2 separate regions of the Mus musculus genome follow, and region 2 is linked to region 1. The links are chromatin loops, found by intact Hi-C in ENCODE. Cell type or tissue: gastrocnemius. All regions are shown on one strand. Each heading gives the region's core, and the rest is flanking DNA. Links, peaks and the distances in the headings are about the cores only.

Region 1 (8,084 bases), core at 1,936-6,935:
GCAGTTCATAATGATTCTTCTATTTACAGCTTAGACATAAAGCATTCCTGGTTAAAGGCTGGTTTTGTTTGTCATTGGCAGTAACATTTCTGGGACCTGGAAATGGCTGCTTGAGGAAGGACCAGTGAAGAAAGGGTAGCATAAATTCTGGGTACAAAGGCTTATAGAGTTATGGTGTGAAAGAAAAATCCTCATAGGCTCGGGTATTTGAATACTTGGCCTCCAGTTGATGGCACTGTTTGGGGGAGATTATGGAGCCTTTAGGAAGTGAAGGCTGGCTGTCTTTAGGTCAGGCTTTGATGTTGCATAGCCTGGTCCCACTTCCTGTTATTCCCCTCTGCTACCTATGTATGGATGAAGTCTGATCTTTCTGTCTCCTATGTGCCAGGCCACCTTTATATTCCTGCCATGCCTTGTCTGCTGCGATGGACTATATCCCTTCTGGAACTATAAGCCAAAGCAAACATGTATTCCCTAGCATGCTTCCCCCCACCCCCGTTAAGGTGCATTTTACGAGTGTTTTGCCTGAATGTATGTGTGTGTACTATCTGCATATTTGGTACACGAAAAGATCAGAAGATCTCATCTGATTATCTAGATCCCCCAGAGCTAGAGCAATGGAAGCTATTTATGAACCACCAAGTGGGTGCTGGGAACTAAATCTGGATCATCTGCAAGTAGATTTAACCTCAGGGCAGTCTCTCCAGCCTCCAACTTGCTTTTTCTCAAGACATTTTAAACATAACTAATTCATAGAGCTCAAAAGACATACTTTCAGAGGCCTGACCAGACATGACACATAGCTTACTATCTATGTGTATATTTGATTTTATGATCATACTGAATTCTTTATTCCTTTCTCTTCCTTCCTTTCCTCCTTCCTTTTCTTTCTTTCTTTCTTTCTTTCTTTCTTTCTTTCTTTCTTTCTTTCTTTTCTTTCTCTCTTTCTTTCTCTTTTTCTTTCTTTCTTTCTTTCTTTCTTTCTCTCTCTCTCTCTCTCTCTCTCTCTCTCTCTCTCTCTCTCTCTCTCTCTCTCTCCCTCTCTCTCTTTCTTCCTTTCTCTTTCTCTCTTTTGAGACAGGATCTTCTTCTACATAGCCCTGACTGGCCAGGAACTCACTTTGTATGCCAGGCTGGCTTTGAACTCAGAGATCCACCTACCCCTGCCTCCCAAGTGCTGGGATTGAAAGAGCATGTGTTACTACCCCTAGGTGAGTATTTTTGTTTGTTTTAAATTTATTACTGTGTGTGCTCATGTTATGGGATGAGTATGGAGGTCTGAAGACAATGTTGTGGAGTCAGCTCTCTCCTTCTACCTTTATACAGGTTTCAGGGGTTGAACTTAAGTTGCCAGCTTTACACGGCAAGCATCTTTACCCACTGAGCCAACCCTTTCTGGTTTTTGTTTTTTTTTTTTTTATTAAAAATCTTTTAAATAGGATCTGTCTATTATGTATCTCTGATTTGTCCTGGAACTTACTCTGTAGACCAGGCTGGCCTCACAAAGATCCACCTGCCTCTGCCTCCCCAGTGCTGGGACTGGAGTCATGTACCACCATGAGTAGTCTCACCAGCCCTTTCTTGATGAATTCTTAATTGGGTCTACATCACTAGACCTCTTGTCCTTGTTGAAAGTGAGTTACAGGATATGTTAGTTTTTTGTTGTGTAACCAGTCATTCCCATTACTGGCTTAAACAAGTACTCTTACTTATTTTGCTCATATACTAGTAACTTGTGTTTGGCAGGGAGTCCTTGTCTTGGCTACTTGATTATCTGGTACTCAAGTGAGACGTCTTGAGTGGCTGTAGATTAGAAAGGTTGGAGCATAGCTACCTTCTAGTATGGCAATTTCAGAAAAGTGGAATTCTTTGATGGCCCCTGGCTTTCCCCAGAGCAAGTGTTCCGAGACAGCTGGAAAGAATCGTCAAGATTTTGTGTGACCCAGGAATCTCAGACTGGAAAATCCCAGAAAGGCTTCCTCTCTTCATGGCAGGAGACAGTGTTAGCCTCTTTTGTGCTTCTGTGAGCAAAATGCCCTGGCAAAAGCAACTTAAGGGAAGAAGTATCTATTTTGGCTCTTGTTAACAGAAGGATTTCAGTCTCTCACACAGGGAAGGCGTGGCAGAGTTCCCAGCTGTCTGTGGCAGAGAGACGCATGGAGTGGAGGATGGCTTACATGGTAGCAATACAGAATAAGGGAAAGCAAGGAGAACCAGAGGCAGGAGCACGCTCCAAGGCAGCGCAGCCCACAGGCTTCCAAACAGTGCCAGAAGCAGGGAGCTAAGGGTAAAACAGGAGCGGGGGCCGTGGGGAGAGGGGGAGAGGCGGGCACGGGGATAGGTGAGATTCAATAGGAGACGTTGTAACTGTGTAGTCTACCACATGACCATGGTAGGTCCATGTCTCCTGCTTCCTTCTTTCATCATATACAGCCGTATGTAGAACACAGTAGAGGAGAAAGAGAAAAGACAAAGAAATGAACAAATGTGAAGACTGGAATCTGGTTTGGAGCCCTGGGATAGCTGGGGTGAGGCTGCTGTGTATGCAGTTCAGCTCTACCAGGCCTTCAGGGGATGCAGAGTGAGCAAGGTCAGGGCCTGCGCTGGACACTGGTGTCTGACTATGGGTGCACTCCAATTCTCTACTCCCAGGTTAATCAGAGAGGTTTCATACATGTATGTGAGGTTTTCTTTGTTTTCCAGGACCAGGTGCCCAAACTCTCAAGTACCTGCATAAGTATACTCTGCACAGCCCAAGATTATGAGGCAAAGTTCTGATTAGCCTCTCTAAAGCAGGCTGAAACATTGCTTGAAAGAGCAATGGGCCTCTCACTGGATGAGACACAGGAAAGATTTGTTCCTATTTAGATAATGTAGACTTGATGAGAAATCTTGCTTGTCAACTTGACTGTATCTGGGATCAACAACAACACAAGCACATAGGCATTCTTGGGAAGAACTGGTTTTTCTTTTTAAGACTAGGATTCTCTATGTAGCCCTGGCTGTTCTGGAATTCACTCTGTAGACCAGGCTGGCCTCACAGAGATCCACCTGCCTCTGCCTCTCAAGTGCTGGGATTAAAGGTGTGGGCCACCATTTCTTGGGCATGAAGAATTGTCTTAATCAGATTACCTGAAGCAGGAAGACTCATTCTAAATCTGTGTAGCACTTTCTCATGGCAGATAAGAGGACAGAGAAGAAGAAACTTTGCTTTCTGTCTGCTTGTTCTTATTCTTGGAGGGAAGGTCATCTATCAAGTTTCTGCAGCGTTACCTCACTGATATTAGAACTGACTTCTTTGGATCAGCAGTGAGATCTCCAGGAATCTTTTAGGACTCCAGCACCGAATTGGGACTGTGGAGTCCAGTCTTGTGGATCAAGCACCTTTCTAGGGTGGGACAGCCATTGTTGAACTACTTGGACTGCATCCTGTAAGCCAACTAAATAGATCTCTATCTATCTATCTATCTATCTATCTATTCTTTTAGTGGAACAACTCAGATGGCTAAAACAACCCATATGGCTTCTTCACTCAGTGACTGTTCTTCCAGCTATAAGCTTACCAGATTCATTTGCCTGGGACCTTTTCTCTCCATATGACCTCTGTATGAATCTTTCCAAGGTGGAAGAGCAGGAGAATCCCAGGACAACAAATAAACAAATACCTCCCAAACCAGACCAAGCAACAAAAGAAACAAAAAATAAGATCAGAGCTGGAACTGACACGTTATCTCTTTACCATATCCTTCTATCGGTTTAATATAGTCAAGGTCCAGCGTACATTCCAGGGTAGTGGCCCATACAAGGTTATGCTATTGGGAAGTATGTATCATTGGGAGTAGGAGAGGCACTGGCGTTAGCAAGAAGGGTGTGCAAGCTGAGAGCGCTCCCGGTAATTCTGGGCTGTTCTTTCTTCAGAGAATATGGATAGGTCGTGGGGTACAAGATAATGCTAAACTTCTCCTGCAGAATTTAAGGTACACATAGACATGGTCTGCCACTGGTTCAATCCGCTCGCTATCAAGGAAAGCCTGGCTGTGTGTGCATTCAGTCAGTTACACATCTATTCATATGCAGGTGCTTAATTAACACACGTGCCATTTTGTTATCCCTAGTTTAGAAACGCGAATGCAGTAAGTACTACTTCTTCAGGTCTCAGCTAGCAACACACGACATCATTAGCCTTTTGGGTCCGGTTTCTCACCAAAATGGAGTTGGGGTTATAAGCTGAGCTTTGGAGGCGTCCAAAGGGTAACACTTACCACAGTCAGCTTGTCTAGCAGAGCCAGGCAGCCACTGTAAGGAGGTACTGGCTAACTCGTCGTAGCGCGGTGCGGAAAGCAAAGAGCCTCCGTAGACTAGGCGATGTTCATCCGCGCTAAGACCCTGGCATTGAGCAGGTCTACATGCTGGGCACGCCGGAAGACCACGGCCCTGGTCCCGCCCCCGCGCATGCCAGCCCCGCCCCTGCCCGACGCACAGCGGGAGCCCCGCCTTGGATATGGACCCGCCGGGCCACCGTCGCCCGGCCCCGCCTAGCACGGCCAGGCGAAGGGGAGCCGGCGTGCGGGGTGTGTATGTGTTCGCTGGGCGCCGGCTCAGCCCCAGGAAGATGGTGGCGGTGGCGGCGGCGGCGGCGACTGAGGCGCGGCTGAGGGGGAGCACGACGGCGACAGCAGCGCCTGCGGGCAGGAAGGGCAGGCAGCACCGACCCTGCACCGCGACAGGGGCCTGGAGGCCGGGACCGCGCGCCCGGCTGTGTCTACCGCGGGTGCTGTCGCGGGCGCTGCCCCCGCCGCCGCTGCTGCCGCTGCTCTTTTCGCTGCTGCTGCTGCCGCTGCCCCGGGAGGCCGAGGCCGCTGCGGTGGCGGCGGCGGTGTCGGGCTCGGCCGCAGCCGAGGCCAAGGAATGTGACCGGCCGTGTGTCAACGGCGGCCGCTGCAACCCTGGCACCGGCCAGTGCGTCTGCCCCACGGGCTGGGTGGGCGAGCAATGCCAGCACTGCGGGGGCCGCTTCAGGTGAGTGCGGGTGGGGAGTGCAGGCCCAGCCTGATGTTCCAGGCCCAAGGCAGGTGCAGGGCTTGAAATCGCGAGGGTAGAATTTGCCCCACTGTGTTTGATGATGGCTTGCCTCCTGGAGGGATGTTCATTTGGTGGCCTTCGGGTCTGCCTGTGGTGGAAGATTGAGAAGGAACGGGAACACTCGGGAGGCATTTGTTGCTGTGGGTTAGATGTGGGTCCTGAAGAGTATAAAAGCCCACCTCGAAAACGGGCTTATTTAGGATAAATGAGGTATCAAGGAAACGGTGAGTGAGTGAGTTCTTCAGCACTTGCCTTTGACCAGCCCAAGAGATTGGAGATATGTGTGTCTGGAAGAAGTACAGCCGAGGAAGTGACATGTTGGGTGAAAATAGAAGGTAAGGCTGGGTTGTAAGATTTCAGGGATAAAAGTACCATTGGTTGTTGTTCCAAGGAAAGTGAAGAAACTAGTTTTTGGATCCTCACTGTTGGCCTATTGGAACGGGGTTGTCTAGAGAGGAGAATCCTATTAGCCCTAGATTCTCCACAACATGCAGTTGGCTTGGTTTGGGGCAGAACCTCTTGGAGAGATCACTTTTTAATTAGCTTTTATCTATTATTTGCTTCTGTTGTGAGAGAATTTTTGGATAATGCACACAGGTAGATCCATCATCCAGAGTTTGATGTGGTCCACAAGAAGTTAGGAACACAGCAAGGGGAAGTTATAAGACCTACAGTGTCATCCATATCTCAGGCAGATATTTGTTGACTGGGTTCCCCATTTGACGTGGGAAAGTGAGGGAATGTGAACGTGGCGTAGGATTGATTCTTGCTCCAATTGATCTTATGTTCTAGTGAGGGCTGACAGGCAGTCAACACGTAACTAGGCAAAAGGAATGAGCAGGATAATTTCAGATAGTGGTAAATGCTAAAAGCAAAATACAAACAGGTGGTCGGTCTTCCAGGATTCCGATAAGTGGTGACATTAGAAGCCACCCATTTGAGTGTCATTTGATCTGAGTGAGGCCTGAACCTGGCATAAGAGAACCTGTGGAAATGAAGGGGCAGAGAGTGTGTGACTGGCTAGCAGTAAGCAGAGAAGTCTCGGAGGAGGAGGAGGAGGAGGTGACATTGAATTTGAGCATGTGAGGTTAAGTAGGATTTGCAAGCGTGAAGTTGGGGAGAAGAATTCCAAATGGAAAAAAAAAGCTGCAGACATAGTGGTAGAGTCCAGAAGGTGGAGTTTTGCCAGTGCCCCTGTAGTAGAAGAGAGTTGTAAGGGAGAAGCTTGGAATGTTAAAGTAATAGATCTCTGTTAGATCTTCTAGGGGACTCAGAGATCAGTGGCAAGATGAACTCTTAAGTTTTACAATGGAGAAACCAAGGAACCTCAGCACCAGTGTTTCGGGGGTTGGTCTAATAGTTTAGCGTGTTGTGATTTTAGGCTTCGAGATACAGTGGTAAACAAGTTGTATGTAATTTTATTCTTGTAGAACTTAACTTTTCGTTTGGGAGTAAAAAATACCATAATGGAGCTGGAGAGCTGGCTCAGTGGTTAAGAGTACTTGTTGCTCTTGCAGAGGACTGGGGTTAGGTTCCCAGCACCTACATGGTGGCTCATGATCATTTATGACTCTAGTTCCAGGGGATGTCATGCCTTCTTCTGACTTCAGGCACCAGGCACACATGCAGGCAAAACACTTACACAGGAAATAAAAATAAATATTTTTAATTTGGAACTTACTGTGTAGGCCAGGCTGGCCTCAAACTCACAGAGATCAGCCTGCCTCTGCCTCCCAAGACCTGGGATTAAAGGCATGTGACATCCTGCCCCCTTAGTCCCCCCAATAAATAATTCTTTAAAATTATTTAATTTTAAATCCAGTAATCAATATATTGTAATTTTGCATGATTGTGGAGGTGAGGGCAGCGGTAGAAGCCAGCTCCTTTCAGAGTGAGACTAAGATTCATCTTTCTGTTGAGATACTCCTGAGGGGCAGGATGGGGGATGAGTGACATCAAGACAGGTTAGAGGGGAGATCCAGTGTCCATAGCAGAGAGAGCAAAAGGGACCAAGACTGCAGAGAGAGGTCGGTGCAGTGCTATGCCACATAGAGGTAGGAAGTGGATTTAGGATTTGACCTTTCACCAAAGAGCAATGGGATGCAACAGGTCACTCTGTTTTCATGAAATTGTAGACTTAGAGACGGGAACCAGAAAGGGAATAGCCTTAAAGGTCAGTTGACTTTAGATGCTTCCAAGATCAGGGGGATTGATGGAGGGACCTTCAAATTCTGAAAACCTGGGCTACAGGCATGAGATGTTATGGGCAGTTGATAGAGACTGTTGGTGTAGGTCAGAGCCAGACACCACTGCTGCTAGTAGAGACGAGGTAGATATTGTGTGGGAGTATAGAGATAAAATGGTTAGGTCTCTCTTTCAGATCGGTTTGTTCTTGGACATGTGAACACGATAGTGAGGAGAAAAGGCTAGCTCTTACTTTGGGTGATTGAGAGGCAATATTTACAAGGCACAGGGACATAGGTAGGACTAGGCTGAGATAAGCTTAGATTTATACACAGAGTTTGGGGAGTTTTCAAGGTATGTGCCTGGCACATGTTCCTTGTTGGTTGAGGTTATTTACCTGTAAGAGGGCTTGCCAGGGAGAGAAAGAGATCTGAGTGTCCACATGAATAGTTCAGAGAAGAGCCTTTTAAAACAGGACAGGCACTCCTGATAGTGCCTCAGCTACTCTCATATGTAAGTGACTGTCACAGACATTCCCTTTGAGCTTGTGCTCATTAAGGCTCAATTAAGACTGCCTCTGACAATACTATTATAGTAAGTGGCTTCTAGAATTGTTAAAATAATAAAAGGCCAGGAGTTGTAGCACACACCTATAATCTCAGAACTTTGGAGGTCAGGAATTCAAAGTCAACCTTGGGTGACATAGCAAGTTTGTGACCATTCTGATCTTTATGAGTCTATCTTAAAAAATAAAAAAATTAAAAATGAATAAAAAAATAAAAATAAAAAATAGGGCTTGAGAGTTGGTTCAATGGTTC
Region 2 (8,084 bases), core at 1,509-6,508, 52 kb before region 1:
TGAAAAGTGCTCTCTCTATTTCTCTCTGTCTCCTTTTCTTTTCCTTCTCCCCTGTTCCTTCCACAAACCCCCCACTGCCTCCCTTTTCTAGATAGGGTTTGTCTATGTAGCACAGGCTGGCCTTGCACTTGAACGTCCATCTTTCTGACTTGGCCTAATGAGTGATGGGGTTGTAGGAATGCTCCATTATGTCTGGCCATGTTACATCATCTAAGATCATGCGTGTAATCCACCTAATGAGGATTCCTAAAAATAATCTTTTTATAGAGGCATAATTTCCTCATCACAGAATGAGTTATAAAAATGTATAGCTCATTTTTATTGATAGATTTCAACTATTGTTCTCTTCCCCCAAATCAGAACTATGCAGTCAAACCCATGACCACCTTCCAGTGCAGGCAAGTGATTTTAATGTCTATAGATTAGTCTGTTCTTGAATTCTGTAAAATTGGAATCACCATAATGATTTTAAGGGTTATTTGTTTCCTTATATGTACATCAATAGTTTGTTTACTTTTATGGATATGAACAACTAGTTTTCTATAAGTTAGATATAGCATATTCCTATGTTAGCTGACAGATAAATTGTTTTCAGTTTGATGCTATCAAATATGTATAATTCTTTTTAAGATTTTTATTAGATTTATTCATTTTATTTTATGTGTATTTTGTCTGCATGTATGCCTGAGCACCATGTGTGTGTGTGATGCCCATGGAGGTCAGAATTGGGCATCAGCTACCCTTGGAACTGAGGTTAGGGATGGTTGTGTCCTACTATGTGGGTACTAGGAATCGGACCCAAGTCCTCTACAAGGGTAAGCAGTGCTCTTAACCACTGAGCCATCTCTCTAGCCCTGTATGGATAACTCTTACAAACAGTCACTGTAACCCTTTGTATGTTTTCACTTTTCTTCGGTTACATGTTCTGTCTGTTCCTTCCTACCCCAGGCTTATTCATGTTTGCTTTTGCTTTTGTTTTATTTTGTGGCAGTGGAATCCATGGCATTGCACATGTTAGGTAAGCACTCTACCACTGAGCTGTATCTTCAGCCTGTGGTTTTGCATTCTGTCGTTCAGCTGCCTATAGTCAACTATAGTACAGAAACATTAAATGGAAAATTACAGAACTAGAACTAAGGATGTAAATCAGTTGCCTGGCATGTATGAGGCACTGAGCTTGACTGCTAGCCTTACGAACCGTGTGTTGTAATATACATTCATAATTCCAGTGTTCAGGAAGTAGAGGCAGGAAGATCAGACGTTCAAGGTCATCTTCAGCTATATATAGCAAGTTTGTGGTCAGTCTCATGTGATATGAGACCCAGTCTCAGTTCAACAAAAACAAGAAATACAACAAATTAAAAAGAAAAGTAAAGGAGGAAAGGAGAGAGTGAGAAGGAAAGAGAAGGGGAAAAAAAAGCCCAGAAATCGATAATTCATGCAGTTTAAATTGCAAGGCATTCTGGGTAGCGTGATAAAATGTTACTTTATCTCTCTGGAACTGTAATTCAAGTAAACTCTTTCATAAATCACTTCTAGTCATGGTGCTTAGTCACAGCCAAACACACACACAATTAGTAGTTCAGGAGGCCGACCTTGGTTTTCAGCTTGACACACCTGGAAATAAGAAACTTCATTTGAAGAACAGCCTCCATCAGTTTGGCCTCTGGACATGTCTTTAGGGGCATTTTCTTGGTTGCCACTTGATGTAGGAGGGCCTAGCTACTCTGCGTGGTACTTTCTCTGGGCACGCAGACCTGAGTTGTATACGAAGGGCAGCTGAATGTCATCTGGGAAACAAAGCAGGCACAGTTCCTCCATGGTTTATACTTTAAGATCCTGCCTTGAGTGCCTGCCTTCATGAGTCCCTTGATGGTAGTCTATAAAGTGTAAAATGAAATGGGAAACTTAACCCAAGAACAGACCCAAGTAACAAGAAAAGTAAATTAAGTTGTATCCCCAGGATGCTTTAGGTCATGGTATTTTAACATAGTAACAGAATATTAAGCTAGGATACAACTATAAATATGAATCATTGCACACATGCTTGCCCACACACAGACACACACCCAGGCAGGGGGTTATCTCAAGATGGACAGCTCTGTAATAGCGTGCTCACTTAAGTCACCCATGGAATCTGGGATCTTTTCCACCTGCCCTCTCTTCCCAGCTGAGGTCACACCTGCCCTTTCTTCCCAGATGAAGTCATACTTGATCTCTCTTCCCAGCTGAGGTCATACCTTCTCTCTCTTCCCAAATGTGGTCATACTTGCCTCTGTTCCAAACATACACTGAGGTGTCCTTTCCTGCTTCTTTTCTTTCGTTGGTCCTGTCTTTGTCTCTCTTCCCAGCATGTGATCTTGAAATCACACACTCAGAAGATGACATGCTGAGGATTCTCCATTCCGGGCTCTGCTAGTAGGGAACTTAACCCAAGAATAGGCCCAAGTAACAGGAAAAATAGTTTCTTTCTGATAATCTGGTAATTAGGTAATGCTTAGTCTTCCTCCGCAATGGATTAGATTACTCTCATTTCTTCACATTTCTTGGGTATACATCAGTCATTTCTACTCCATTGATAGAGCTTGGCTACAAGAACTAGTTTGGCAATGAACTGTTAGTGGATATGTTGTAAGAAGTTTGAAAAGTGTCTGTGTGTGGCCAGTGAGATAGCTCAGTGGGTGAAAACACTTGCAGAACTAGCCTGGCAACCTGAGTTTGATTCCCAGATAAAGGTGAAGGAGGGAGCCAACTCAACTAAGTTGTTTGACCTCCACATGCAACCCCCCAGTACATCATGCATGCACATACATTACTACTACTACTACTACTAATAATAGTAATTTAAGAATTAAGATAAAAATAGAATCTAAGTGTGCGGCTTGCCTTGGCTTTTACTGTTCTCTGTCACAGTAAGAGAATATCACAGTAGCTGCTGGTCCTAGAATGAGGGGACTTGTGAAATGGAGTTGAATACCTCCTGTGGCCTAGAATTAAGATCAGGAGATTCCAGTTAAAACCAGAATAATTACAAATGTAAGAATTTGACCAGATATGGTGGCACATGCCTTTAATCCCAGTATACAGAAAGCAGAGGCAGGAATCTCTGTGAGTTGAGGCCAGTCTGGTCTACATAGTGAAACCACCCTCCCACCACCACCAAACAAAACTAAGAAACAAAGCTATGGGTAAAATATTGAAACTTGTGATAAGATAGAATTTTGAGAAAGGAGGGAGGCAAAAATGAGAAGATCATTTTAAACTTACAGCTCAAGTTAAATCATTAGAAATGGGAAAAGAAAGACAGACAGAAGGAAAGGAAATTGTTCCTTTTTTTTTTTTTTTTTTTTTTTTTTTTTTTTTTTTTTTGGTTTTTGGTTTTTGGTTTTTCGAGACAGGGTTTTTCTATGTAGCCCTGGCTGTCCTGGAACTCACTCTGTAGACCAGGCTGGCCTCAAACTCAGAAATCCGCCTGCCTCTGCCTCTCAAGTGCTAGGATCAAAGGTGTGTGCCACCACATCGGGCTGCGTTCCATATCTTTTTTTTTACACTAAAGATTACCCTCAAATATGATGTAGCCCCCTGCCTCTGCTCCTCAGGAGTACAGACACATAGCACCACATCTTGATACAGGTGGATACTAGAACTTAGGTGCCTGGCAACAGATAGATTCATAATCTGCACACTAAGGGGAGTGGAGGAAACTGGTCTGGTTACAGTATGTGGGTTGTTTGGGGACATGCTTTTTAATGAAACATTTTACTATGGCCCCTTTTCTCCTACTCTTTCTGCTTCTCCACCATCTTGAGATGGGCAGCTTTGCTCCACTGCATGATCCCCATGATGCTTTGCTCCATTGCATGTTCCCATGATGCTTTGCTCCATCGCATGCTCCCCATGATGATGATCGCCAGAGATCTACAAGCAATGGAGCCAAAGGAAGATCTTTTTGTTTTGTTTTTACTTGATTCCCTCAGGTATTTTGTCACAGGCATTGACACAGAAGCCTCATGGTAATACTGCCACAAAAGGAACAAAAACTATTTTTTTAAAAACTATTTGTGTGTGAGAGACCCAGAGAAGTTAAACAAGAAGGAATGCTGTACTGGCTAGTTTTGTGTCAACTTGACACAAGCTGGAGTCATCACAGAGAAAGGAGCCTCCCTTGAGGAAATGACTCCATGAGATCCAGCTGTAAGGCATTTTCTCAATTAGTGATCAATGGGGGAGGGCCCATTTTGGGTGGTGCCATCCCTGGGCTAATCTTGGGTTCTATAAGAAAGCAAGCTGAAGCCATGCGTGGTGGGACACACCTTTAATCCCAGCATTTGGGAGGCAGAGGCAGGCGAATTTCTGAGTTCGAGGCCAGCCTGGTCTACAGAGTGAGTTCCAAGACAGCCAGGGTTACACAGAGAAACCCTGCCTCGAAAAACAAAACAAAATAAACAAACAAACAAACAAACAAAACAGAAAAGAAAGCAAGCTGAGCAAGCCAGTAAGCAGCATCCCTCCATGGCTTCTGCATCTACTCCTGCTTCCAAGTTCCAATGCTTTGTGAGTTCCTGTCCTGATTTCCTTTGGTGATGAACAGCAATGTGGAAGTGCAAGCTGAATAAACCCTGTCCTCCCCAACTTGCTACTTGGTCATCATGTTTTGTCCAGGAATGGAAACCCTAAGACAAATGCCAAAGTAAGGAGGTTGAATCCCACTTAGAAGGGGGAACAAAATAGTCATGGGAGGCAGAGGGAGGGAGGGATCTGTGTAGGAGAAGGGAGAGTGAGGGGAATAGGGAGGCCGAATCAGTGACCAGCCAGTTTAGAGACCCATCCCATGGGCAGGCACTAATCCCTCACACTATTAATGATGCTATATTGTGCTTGCAGACAGGAGCCTAGCATAGCTGCTCTCTGAGAGGTTCTACCTAGGAGCTGACTGAGACAGGTGCAGATATCCACAGACAAACATTGGATGGAGGTCGAGGACCCCTATGAAAGAGGGAAAGGATTGCAGGCCCTCAAGGAGATGGCAACCCCCACAGGAAGACCAATAGTGTCAACTAACTTGGACTCCTGGGAACTCCCAGAGACCGAGCCACCAATGGAAGAGCATACATGGGCTGGATCAAGGCCCTTGGCACATAAGTAGCAGAGGGCTACCTTGTCTGGTCTCAGTAGGAGAGGATGCATCTAATCCTGCAGATACTTTATGCACCAGAGTGGGAGATACTGTGTGTGTGTGGGGGGGGGGGAGCTGCCCTCTCAAAGGCAAAGGGGAGGGCAGATGGGGGAGGAACTCTGAGAAGGGTTTGAGGGGCAGCATTTGGTATGGAGAGAGAGAGAGAAAGAGAGAGAGAAATGTGTATGTGTGTGTGCGTGCATGTGTCTGTATGTGCACAATCTGTATGTACGTGCCTATAAGGCTGTAAGTCAGGGGTTCAGATCCTCTAGAGCTGGAGTTATAGACAGTTGTGAATCATCTAATGTAGGTCTTGGGAACCAAATTTTGGTCCTCTGCAAGAACAGCAAGTTAGACTCAAACATTTGGTTTAGGGATATTGAGATGGTTCAGTGGGTAAAGGTGATTACTACCAAGCCTGACAGAGTGAGTCCCTGGGGCCCACATGATAGAAGGAGGGAATGGTCAGGTTGTTCTCTGACTTCCCCATGTGCTCACATATATACACATATAATAAATAAATGTAATAAAAGAAAATAACTTCAGAGTGCTTTGACCCGGACTTGCACCAGTAGAAAAGCACTGGCCTAGCACACATGATGCCCTGGGTTCTACTTGGCGTTCTGCACAAGACACAAAAACAGTAAGTGACCATGTTTTGCAGTTATCCATGATTTAGGAGATGCATGATTAGCAGTCTTTAAAGAACAAATATTCAGATGCTTGGGTTTTTATACCGTTTCATTCTCTTATCCAGATGACTGAAAACAGGTAAGTTAATTGACTGATTGATGGATGGATGGATGGATGGATTGATTGATTGATTGATTGATTGATAGTTGCCTTCCTGCTAACACTGATAGTTCATGAGACCCATTGTTTCTTGACTGAGCTGGATCTGACGACTGAGCTTCTCAGTGGCTTCTGTTTGCCCTGTGGTCTTGAGTCCTTGTATTACCTCTCCTATCCTGTCTATGTTGGTCAGTCCACTCAGTAACTCCGCCACTCCATTGCAGATGGACTTGATCCACACCAGGGCTCTAAGAACGATGGCAGGAATGCATTGAGGGTGGATCATTGCTTGGCCAATCAGGGTATTGATTTTCCTGAGTTTACTTGGGGCTGACTTACACAGTGTCCTCCTTCCAGAACCTCAAATCTGGAGTGGAGCAGAGGCATCCTGCCCTTGAAAGGCTTGTCAAATTCTCAGCCTGCCTCTCTTCCAGGACTGAGTCTAGAGAGAAACTTGGGCCATATGTTCCATGTTCTTTCTCCACTACCTCTAACCACTTTTTTCCTCCATAATACTTTTGGATAAAGGCTTAAACATTTTAAAACATGCTGTGGAAGAAATAATGCAAACTGAGCTGGATGTAGCAGTGTGGAGACCTCACCTATCATATCCCAGGCCTTGAGTTTGGCCACGGTGTTTCAAAACAAACTATAAATATATGTGTTCATATAAAAAGAGAGAGAGGCTGGAGAGATGACTCATTAATCAAGAGCATTTACTGCTCTTGGCAGAGGACCTGGGTTGGGTTCTCAGCACCCACAGGGCAGCTCACAATCATCTGTAATTTCAGTCCAGAGGATCTGATAGATGGCCTCTGCAGGCACCAGCATGCACATGGTATATATACATACACACAAACAAAATGTATATAAATAAAAATAAATGCATCTTAAAGTAATAATAATAGAAAAGAAATGTTCCAGTTTGACAGCTCCTCATGTGTTATAGATTAAAGGATTCAGAAGAATACTTCTCTATATAATTAGAACTGTTGCTTTACAATCTATTGACTTTTCAGCAAAAGTTAATTTTGGGCTTGGGCATATGGCTTGGTAGTTGAGCATTTGTCTGGCATATCTATAGTCCTAGCTTCAATTCTAATAGCTACAAAAATAAGTAAGCAAACAAACCCCTCAAATTTGAATGTCCACGATGAAGAAAATTTCTCTTTGTATATCTTATTTGATGCACCATTTGATGGTACCATCCTAACAGGAGAGATGAATTGCTATAGACATGGAGGTGTGCTGGTCAGATCTCTTTTCCAGGAAGGATGAATGTGATGAGCAAGGAAGGTCTAGCTGACAGTTTTCAGGGTCTGCCTCCACTACATAGGGAAAAGGTCCTACCGAGAGGTCCAAACCAGGTGGAGAGAGCTAATTGCTTGGAGTCAATGTAGAATACACTTATTACTCATGGGCACTTGTTATTCAAAAGCTGCTTTCTGAGCTGGAAAAGGAACCATACTATGAACCCCCAAATCCCTCTCCACAGTTTGCCTTTTTCTCCCTTTTCTACAAAATGTGCTGTACCCCTCAAATGTCTCAGGACTTGATTCAGGGGACTCATTATGTGGCATCCATACTTTGAGATGAACACAAAGGTCCTTATCTGGACAATGAACAGTTTGTTATTCAGCCTCAAAGAGGAAGAAAATTCTGTCTGTTACTCTGAGTTGCTGTGAAGAAAAAAAGCCTGCTTAAAGCAGGAAAAATTTGTGTATTGAGTTTAGAGGTGTGACAGATTGGCTTACAAGGTGTGCAGCAAAGTGGCAAAAGGAAGGGGTGGGGCAAGTTGGAGCTCCCCAGGATACCCCCCCAGTCACCTACTTCCTTTAACCAGCCCCAGCATCCACAGTTCCATAGCCTTTAACAGTCCATTTGAACCTTGAGTCACTCTCACAGTTGTTTCTCGTTCCAACCATGTTGATAAGATCAATCACTCCATTATGGCAACTCGGATAAGCCTGTTGGACGTTATGCTAAATGAAATAAGCCTGTTAAAAAGTATGAATACAATATGTCTGTACAAATATAAATGCTGTAGTTCAGGTTGGTTGTGTGTGTGTGACATGACCTTGTTAGGGTGGGTCTATGCACATGTGCCTTCAGATGC

What was found. Hi-C counts contacts between places; a loop is a spot of excess contacts. Peaks named below come from ENCODE experiments on the same cell type or tissue, not always from the same donor. Only the 100,000 strongest peaks of a DNase experiment are listed, where the experiment ranks them.
Region 2: a loop joins it to region 1, with 1.9 times the contacts of the local background. A loop is called at or near these places in 11 of 42 quality-filtered maps.

The regions. Positions count from the first base shown.
Region 1 is chr2:130,901,949-130,910,032 of GRCm38, forward strand. It overlaps Atrn (attractin), which reads left to right and starts at 4,547. Exons shown (of 29, transcript NM_009730.3): 1 at 4,547-5,019. The coding sequence starts at 4,613. A730017L22Rik (RIKEN cDNA A730017L22 gene) reads right to left here and starts at 4,448. Exons shown (of 3, transcript NR_015523.2): 1 at 4,263-4,448. In gastrocnemius, for the core only: no CTCF peak of the experiment used is centred there; DNase peaks (open chromatin) are centred at 4,485 and 4,954; H3K4me3 peaks cover 3,059 bases; H3K27ac peaks cover 2,340 bases.
Region 2 is chr2:130,850,499-130,858,582 of GRCm38, forward strand. No RefSeq gene overlaps it. Among named protein-coding and RNA genes, the nearest start is that of 4930402H24Rik, 14 kb to the left of the region's middle. In gastrocnemius, for the core only: no CTCF peak of the experiment used is centred there; no DNase peak of the experiment used is centred there.